2 separate regions of the Homo sapiens genome follow, and region 2 is linked to region 1. The links are chromatin loops, found by intact Hi-C in ENCODE. Cell type or tissue: endothelial cell of umbilical vein. All regions are shown on one strand. Region 1 overlaps MCC (MCC regulator of Wnt signaling pathway). Region 2 overlaps MCC (MCC regulator of Wnt signaling pathway).

Region 1 (4,000 bases):
GCTCCTGCCTTTCCAGTTACATTCATCCCTTGTGAGTCATTGTTTTTGGTCCCATCCTGGCCCCTCAGTTCCATTCCATGGAATAGAATAAATTTATCCCAATAAAACTTTTTTTCCTCTCCAGAAAGGTTTCTTGTGTTAGCTTTCTGGGGTTGGGGGAAGAAAATGTTTGTTTGTTTGTTTGTTTAGAGACAGAGCCCAGGCTGGAGTATGGTGGCACAATTGTGGCTCACTGCAACCTTCGCCTTGCGGGTTCAAGCAATTCTCCAGCCTCAGCCCCCTGTGTAGCTGGAATTACAGGCACCTGCCACCGCACCTGGCTAATTTGTTTTGTATTTTTAATAGAGACAGGGTTTTGCCATGCTGGCCAGTCTGGTCTGGAACCCCTGGCCTCAAGTGATCCGCCTGCCTTGGCCTTCCAAAGTGCTGGGATTATAGTCATGAGCCACCACGCCTGGCCCAAGACGTTTCTTGTGTTACCTCTACCACCTGCCAGCTCTCTCACTTTAACCTTGGTTTTTTCATCGCTAAAGTCAAGACATCAGATGTAATCACCTAATATCCTTTCTGGTTCTGACATTCCATTGTTCTCACTGCTTCCTGGGATGCCTGTGAGCCTGTGTTTGTGACTATACAGCACATGTCAGTGAACCAGGAACAGAGGAGGTGCCTGGTATAGGTTTCCTGGGTAGTGATTCTTATCCTCTTACTGTAATTGTGTTAGAAGATCAAGGAGGTGAAGGACTCCATGGAGCATATATTCATGAAGTACTCTTTAAGTTCAGGCTGTATGAGGGTGTGAGTATTCAGAGGGAATGACTAGGAGAATGTCATCAGTGTCACCAGCTTTCAGTAAATTCCAGAAGGTAACTCGGGAGGCCCAGAGAAAGTTTAGTAAGAGTGAGGTGGGGAAAGTGGAAGGGTGGTTGAGAAGTTTTTGTTGAAGAAGAGAATCTTGACACTGAGCTCTTAGAGGTAGAGCAATTCTAAATGGTGGCAGAATTCAAGTGATGACTGCCTGGGTGGATTGGAACTGAGATCTTTAGGTTGGTGGCTGTCAGAATACGTTGAGGGTAATTTTAGAAGAAAATTCGTCAATAAAATTAGTTCAACAGAATATACAGGAAAACACATAAGTGTCATACGTGAAGTCAGATCGGAACTAGTGTTATGATGTTGACATCTTTGACTCTATGTAAGAATCTGGAAGTGCTCAGCTCAGAGGTTGTCACCAAGTAAAGCAATGTATATAAGGCTTTGGATGATAAATAAAGTATTACACAGACATGTCAGTCGCTTGGCTCTTCTGGATGTGGCCTCATTCTTCAGCTTCTTTTTATTTTTAACCGAGTATAAGATCAACTAGGAACAGGGTCACCACTCCTACATTTCTTATATCCTGTCTGGGTACCTCTCAGATCATGGTCCACATACCACCTTCTGTTCAATTTTCAGCCTGTCTGCCCTATGTAATTGATGATGTGGCAAATCTTTTCCTAAGGAGTCATTTTCGTATTCCCTGGTTGGATTGTTTTTGCGAACAGGAGTGTGAACTTAGACTTATCTTGTTGCATCTGTAAAAGATTTGAACTTAGTAGCAACCACACATGGCCATTATTTGTACTTCAGGAAAGTCCTTTTCCTGACCTTTCAGTTGAGGTTTTTCCTCTATTAACTCCTGCTTGAAGAGCTGTTGTTTGGATTAGTGGTGATACTTTTGGAATTTACACAGAGGAAAACATACAGTTGACCAAGTCTGGGAGCCTTTAAAGTCTTCTGATCTTCCCACAGTGCTGTTAAAAGATTCAGTGGTTATGCCACCATTAGAAAATGCTTAAGGACGAGGGCAGTTCCTGTGAGGAAAACAGGCGTTTTTGTTTCAGGCCCCTCCAATTCAGACTTTGAATAAAGAAAAATAGTTGGCATGCATTCACTATAAAAACTATATAACAATACTTGGCCAGAGGCAGTGGCTCACGCCTGTAATCCTAGCACTTTGGGAGGCCGAGACGGGCTGATCACTTGAGGCCAGGAGTTCCAGACCAGTCTGGCCAACATGGTGAAACCCCATCTCTACTAAAAACACAAAAATTAGCCGGATGTGGTCGCGCGTGCCTGATCCCAACTACTCGGAAGGCTGAGGCAGGAGAATCACTTGAACCTGGGAGGCGGAGGTTGCAGTGAGCCGAAATCACACCACTGCACTCCAGCCTGGGTGACAGAGTGAGTGAGTGAGACTCTGTCTCAAACAAAACAAAACAAAAACTATATAACAATACCTACTCCTCCAAGAATTGGTATGAGCATTCCTTGAGTTATTGTTTGTAAAAGATCTGAAATGGTGAGTCCCAGGAAGTGTTGCTGGTTGGTGTAGCAGCAGAGCAAGGAGTTTGTGATTCACATGGGGAAGGTCTAGGAGTCCTTGGCCTGCAAGCAGGGAGAAAATGCCAGTACGTGGAACAGAAGGTTTGTGGGGAGTGCCAGTTTTGGGCTAGATGTACTGAAAATGAAGTACTTATTTGTTGGTTAAATGTCAAATCTCTAGCCAGGTAACAGAAACAAACCTATGAACAAATGAGGCATCATTTTCTCTGCCCTTGTGCTCCTCTTGCCCTGACCAGTTTACCAGTTTCTGCCCTTCTTTGTAGATCGGTCATTCTGTGGTCTAGGCTAGGAACTTTGACTTCTCCCTCTCCCTTTCCCTTTATCGAATTACCATTTAATCCCTGCTTTAAAAAAAATTCTCAAGTAGCCTCTCTTCCTTTCCAGTCCCTACTTCCACTGCCTTAATATAGACTTGTTGGATCTCCTGCCCTGTCTTTGCCACCAGTCTTCCTGTTACAGGCTTGGCAGTATCACCAGAGTGATGTTATCTAATAGCAGTTTCAGAAATTCAAACGCATCCCCAGGGCCAGAATATGTTGAGACCTTGGAGAACTAGAAGAGCTCCAAGGGGAACAGGTACTTTTCAACTCTAGGGATCATGGATTTTGTATGGCTAGATGTTCTTAAGAGAAGGCAAAAACCCAACTTTGTTTGTGAAGTCCCAGAGTTTTAAACTTTGGTAATTAATTCAAGTATTTCACAAACAGAACATGCTTATGGGCCATCAGCAACTTCTGCTCTCATTGCCCTGCCCTAGGCACATGAGACGTTGCATGATAAATCTCCTGCCTGCCTCTCAGCCTCATCTTCTTGCACTCCCTGTATCACACTGGAAGCCGCCCTGACAGCTTCGTTTGCGTCCCATTTTTATACGTGTGTCACCGTCCCTGTCAATGAAGTCCTGGCTGCCTGGGATACACATTTTGACTTCCTCACAGTAGTCTGGCAAAGCTCACCTGCAGAAAAATATCTGAGCCCTAGGTGCTGAGTTGCAATGATGGGTGGAATAGTCCTTGCCTTCTTCGCCTTTGTAATCTCTGATTGGCTCAGGTATCATACCCACAGGAGAGCCTTCCTTGAAGACTCCTACATCCTACCCCAGGGTTGTGTGTTCTTTTTACCATATCTCCTTCCCCTGACAGTGCACTGGGTGCAGTGGTCCCCTTGAGGATAGGGGTTGTATCTTGGTCACTTTTGCATTCCCAGCTCCTAGCAGAGTGTTTGACACTGTATCATTGCCCCATAAGTCAAACAACAGAAATATGTGCCATTTCAAAATGTGATTTGAATATTCTCTTCGTTTCTCCCCCAGTGAGAATTAATCTCTTCTTCTTATACATTCCATTACAAATGTATTTTTATCCTGTTAATACATTTAATATCTGACAAATGAGTTGTAGTTGGCTTTGTGACTTTGGATATTACTAAAGATAGGACCTAGATTCACTGGTGAATTCATTTAAGAAAGAAATAATACCAACTCTACATAAATTCTTTCCAAAAAAATTGAAGTAGAGGGAATACTTAGGAACTTTATGAGGCCAAGATTACCTTAATGCCAAAATCAGAAAATGTATTACAATGAAAGAAAAGTACAGAGCAATACAATATCTTT
Region 2 (4,000 bases), 140 kb before region 1:
CATCCATTGTGGAGATTCTCCCTCCATTGCCAACTGTGTAGAATAAGAGGTTTGCTTTTATTTAGGGAGTTGTCTGTTTCTTACACCTTTCTGCTGATTTGCATTGATGTTGACTAAGTTATATCCTCAGAGTTTATTCCTTTGGTTTATCCCCAAGAAATACTTTTGTTCTTGTTTTAACAACCAAATACCAGAGAATATGTTTAGTCTTATCAGTCATTCATACTGTGTATGAATAAAATGATAGATTTTTTACTTGAATCAGTTTTAATGAGGGAAACAGACAAGAGAGAGATTTTGAAGGAAAGAAGTAGGGTGAGGGAGGATTAGAGTTATGGAAGAAACCTAAGGAAGGGAGAGGGAGGTAGGGCTTATGAAAAGCACATTTTGTCTGTTTCACTTTTGTCTATGCCTGGTCTGATAAAGTTCATTTAGTATGACATAGATCAGCGTTTCCTAAATTGGGCCCAACAGACTACCATAGTTTTAAGAATGGTGAGCTGAGATCTCAGAGCTTAAATAGGTTATGTAGCCCAAAGGTGGAAACAACCAAAGAGCAACAAACATCTGAAGAATTCCTCTAAAATAAAAGATAGAGACCAAATCAATAGAAAAAGTAACTTAAAGGGAACAGAGACTCTGCAGAGAGAACACTCAAAAAATCTACCATTAATATACTCTGAAAAAGAGAAGAAAATGTTGTATCCATGAAAAAGAATGGGGTAAAAGAGGCATTTTTTAAACTCTGGAAAAATATATTTGTGATATTATAAAATATATATTTGGTCTTTGTCCTTATTTTCTGGCATACAACACTTCATATCCTTAAAATCTCCAAATGTGAGGTATTTTTATGTGCTAATGAGTTGACTGATGGTTGGCAGCCCCTAGGTAGCTTCAGGATGAGGCTGGTCACTGAAAAGACCAAGGCAGGATTATGGAGTTGGGACTTTAAGCCCCAGCCCCCAACCTCTGGGGAGGGAAGAGGGGCTCAAGGTTAAGTTGATCACCAATGGTCAGTGATAATCAATCATGCCTATGTAATGAAGTGTCCATTAAAAAAAAAAGGACTGGATTCAGAGAGTTTCTGGATAGCTGAACACAGGGCATGGAAGCTCTACGTCCCCTCCCACATGCCTTACCCATGCATCTCTTCATCTGTTTCCCTTACAATATCCTTTGTAATAAACTGGTAAACATGTTTCCCTGAGTTCTGTGAGCCACTCTAGCAAATTAATCAAATCCAAGGAAAAGATTGTGGGAACCCACTTTTATACCCAGTTGATTAGAAGTACAGGTAAAACAACCTGGAGCTTGTGGTTGGCATCTAAGGCAGGGTGGCAGGGTGGGCATCTTGAGGGACTGAACCCTCAGCCTGTGGGAGCTGATGCTCTCTCTAGGTAGATAGTATAAGAATTGAATTGAATTAGAGGACACTCAGTTAGCATCCACTGCAGAACTGATTCCTTGCTTGTTGGTGGGGAAACATCCCCACATATTTGGTCACAGAAATCTTCCATGTTGCTTGTTGTTGAGTGAAAGAATAGGAAAAAAAAAAACACTTTTTCTCCTATACGGAGAATATCATAATGATAAATTCAGTGGGAAAAAATAAGAAATAAAGATTAGAATATCTTCCAGAGAAAGGAGGGAAAAGACAAGGAAATAGAACATAGGAAAGAAAAGGTAAGAAAGTTAGAGTGCTGATGCAGGATGTTCACCGTTCAGATAATAGGCATTCTAGAAAGAGTAAACAAAGAAAACAAAGGGAAAAACATCATCAACAAAATAGTCTATGAAATTTTCCTTCAAAGAGAAGTATGTGTTTATTGATAAAAGTGCCTGGGAAGTATCCTAGCATAAAAGATAAACTCTGACCAATTATGAAATTTTATAACACTAGGGACAAAGAAAAGATTCTTCAAATTTTCAGAGAGGAAATCAAAACAGGACAAATTCAAAATATTCAGTATCAGAATAGCTTCAGACATCTCACAAATGCTGGATGTTAAGTGACCAACGCAAAATTGTGAAGAAAAATTATTTCCAACCTAGAATCCCTTACCAATCAAATTATTAATGAAATGTTAGAATAGAATATAAATATTTTCTGTATTTGGAAATGAGACTGAGTAGAGATGGGGCTTGGCTTCAGCTTACCCCTACTAGAGCATTCTTTCATGTATTCCCACTGATCATAAAACCCACACTACTACCTCACTGCTATAGTCCTTTTACTTAAATAATTCTAGGAACTGGCCTTAGGAGATAAGCAAGGTTGCAGTGTCCCCCCTCAGTAAGGAATGTTGGACAATTGATTTATAGTCTTGTTGCCACTGGCCAGACCACCAGGTGGCCCATTACTCAAGATAACTCTAATGACCAGATAATGCTGACCTATATGCCCTACCCCTCAGCCAGCATACCCTACCCTGATGTCATTTCCTTTGCTTAGTCTAATAAAAAAGCCCTACTGGCTCTTTTCAGAGTCAGTCAGGGGATTCTCTCTCTCGCTCTCTCTCTCTCTCTTTCTCTCTCTCTTCCCCCCCCCCACCCTCTGCCTTCCTTATGCCCAAGCATAAGTTTTAATGAAGGCTTGTCTGGGAAAATTCTTTTGGCCTCATGTCAATTTCTATTGCAATGAGAAATCAAGAACCTCTAGTCAGTAACAGAAACATGAAAGAGAATGAAAACAGATGAGAAGTGAAACATAATGGACATTGGAGCAAGTCCAGAAGAGTAGGTAAAAAAAGCTCCAGGAGAAAGCCTTCACACTAAATTTGATGGAATATATGTACATCTTAAATTATTGAGAAAAGACTTAGATAATTGGCTAAGAATTTGAGGCTGAACTCATGATGCTTAGAAAACTAAACAAATGAAAATACAAAAAAATTAGTCCCAAGGAAATAAAAAAATTGTTCAAGAAAAAAAACTCGGCTTATCTGTAAATATGTATTTTCATTATAATAATTTGCATATTCATTATTTACATAATGAATATTGATTTCCATATCAATTAACATGATTAAATATCAGAATATATTGTTCAGCTGAAAATAACTTTAAAAGCTGAAATAAAGCTAGGTACAGCAGCTCACACCTGTAATCCCAACACTTTGGGAGGTTGAGGAGTGAGGATCTTGAGCCCATGATTTCGAGACCAGTCTGGGCAACATAGGGAGACCCTGTATCTACAAAAAATTTTAAAAATTAGCCAGACATGGTGGTGCACAGCTGTGGTCCCAGCTACTTGGGAAGCTGGGGTGGTAGGATCACTTGAGCCCAGGAGGTCAAGACTGCAATGAGTATGATCGCACCACTGCACTCCAGCCTGGGTGATAGAGTAAGATCCTGTCTCAAAAAATAAGTAAATAAATAAATAATTTTAAAAAGCTGAAATAACTATATTTTTAACCTTCTCCTTTAAACATGCTGAATATCCAGCAAAAGAGTAAAGATGTATGAGTCTAAAATCTAAGTAAATGAGGAAACCTTGCACACCAAGCCACTCTTACTTATTGTCTGAACCTCATAAAAATTACATGACCTTATGGACTCTGGGAACAGAAGACAAATTTCAGCGTCTTCTCAGGTAGGAAATCAAATAAGACAAATCGTTTTTTAAAAAATCTAGAAGCCTAGAGGGCTATATATTCTGGCTTAGGTTGAACAGAAGTATTCTACCCATATATTACCCTCGAAATATTAAAAGGAAAATTGCCTTGGAGGTGATTAAAGCAGTTCTAAAAGAATATCCACAAATAATTCTCCAGAGAATATGGGCAATTCAGTTTCTACAATTACTTAGTATATAAAGAGACTACACACATGAGCAAGAATTAACATAAAAAAAAACCTACTAAGATTTCATTTATTGAAATTATCAAATTCAGAATATAATTACACTTACTGTGTCCAGAAAGAAAATCTAAGCTAGAAAAAAAGAAAACCAAAAAGACAAAGCAGATTCAAAAAAGGAACCAAATGAACATCTAGG

The links. Peaks named below come from ENCODE experiments on the same cell type or tissue, not always from the same donor. Only the 100,000 strongest peaks of a DNase experiment are listed, where the experiment ranks them.
Region 2: a loop joins it to region 1, with 19 times the contacts of the local background. A loop is called at or near these places in 1 of 110 quality-filtered maps.

Annotation. Positions count from the first base shown.
Region 1 is chr5:113,222,351-113,226,350 of GRCh38, reverse strand. The region is part of intron 3 of MCC (MCC regulator of Wnt signaling pathway); the gene reads left to right. Among named protein-coding and RNA genes, the nearest start is that of TSSK1B, 210 kb to the left of the region's middle. In endothelial cell of umbilical vein, no CTCF peak of the experiment used is centred here; a DNase peak (open chromatin) is centred at 1,670; H3K27ac peaks cover 1,070 bases.
Region 2 is chr5:113,366,182-113,370,181 of GRCh38, reverse strand. The region is part of intron 2 of MCC (MCC regulator of Wnt signaling pathway); the gene reads left to right. Among named protein-coding and RNA genes, the nearest start is that of TSSK1B, 67 kb to the left of the region's middle. In endothelial cell of umbilical vein, no CTCF peak of the experiment used is centred here; a DNase peak (open chromatin) is centred at 2,361.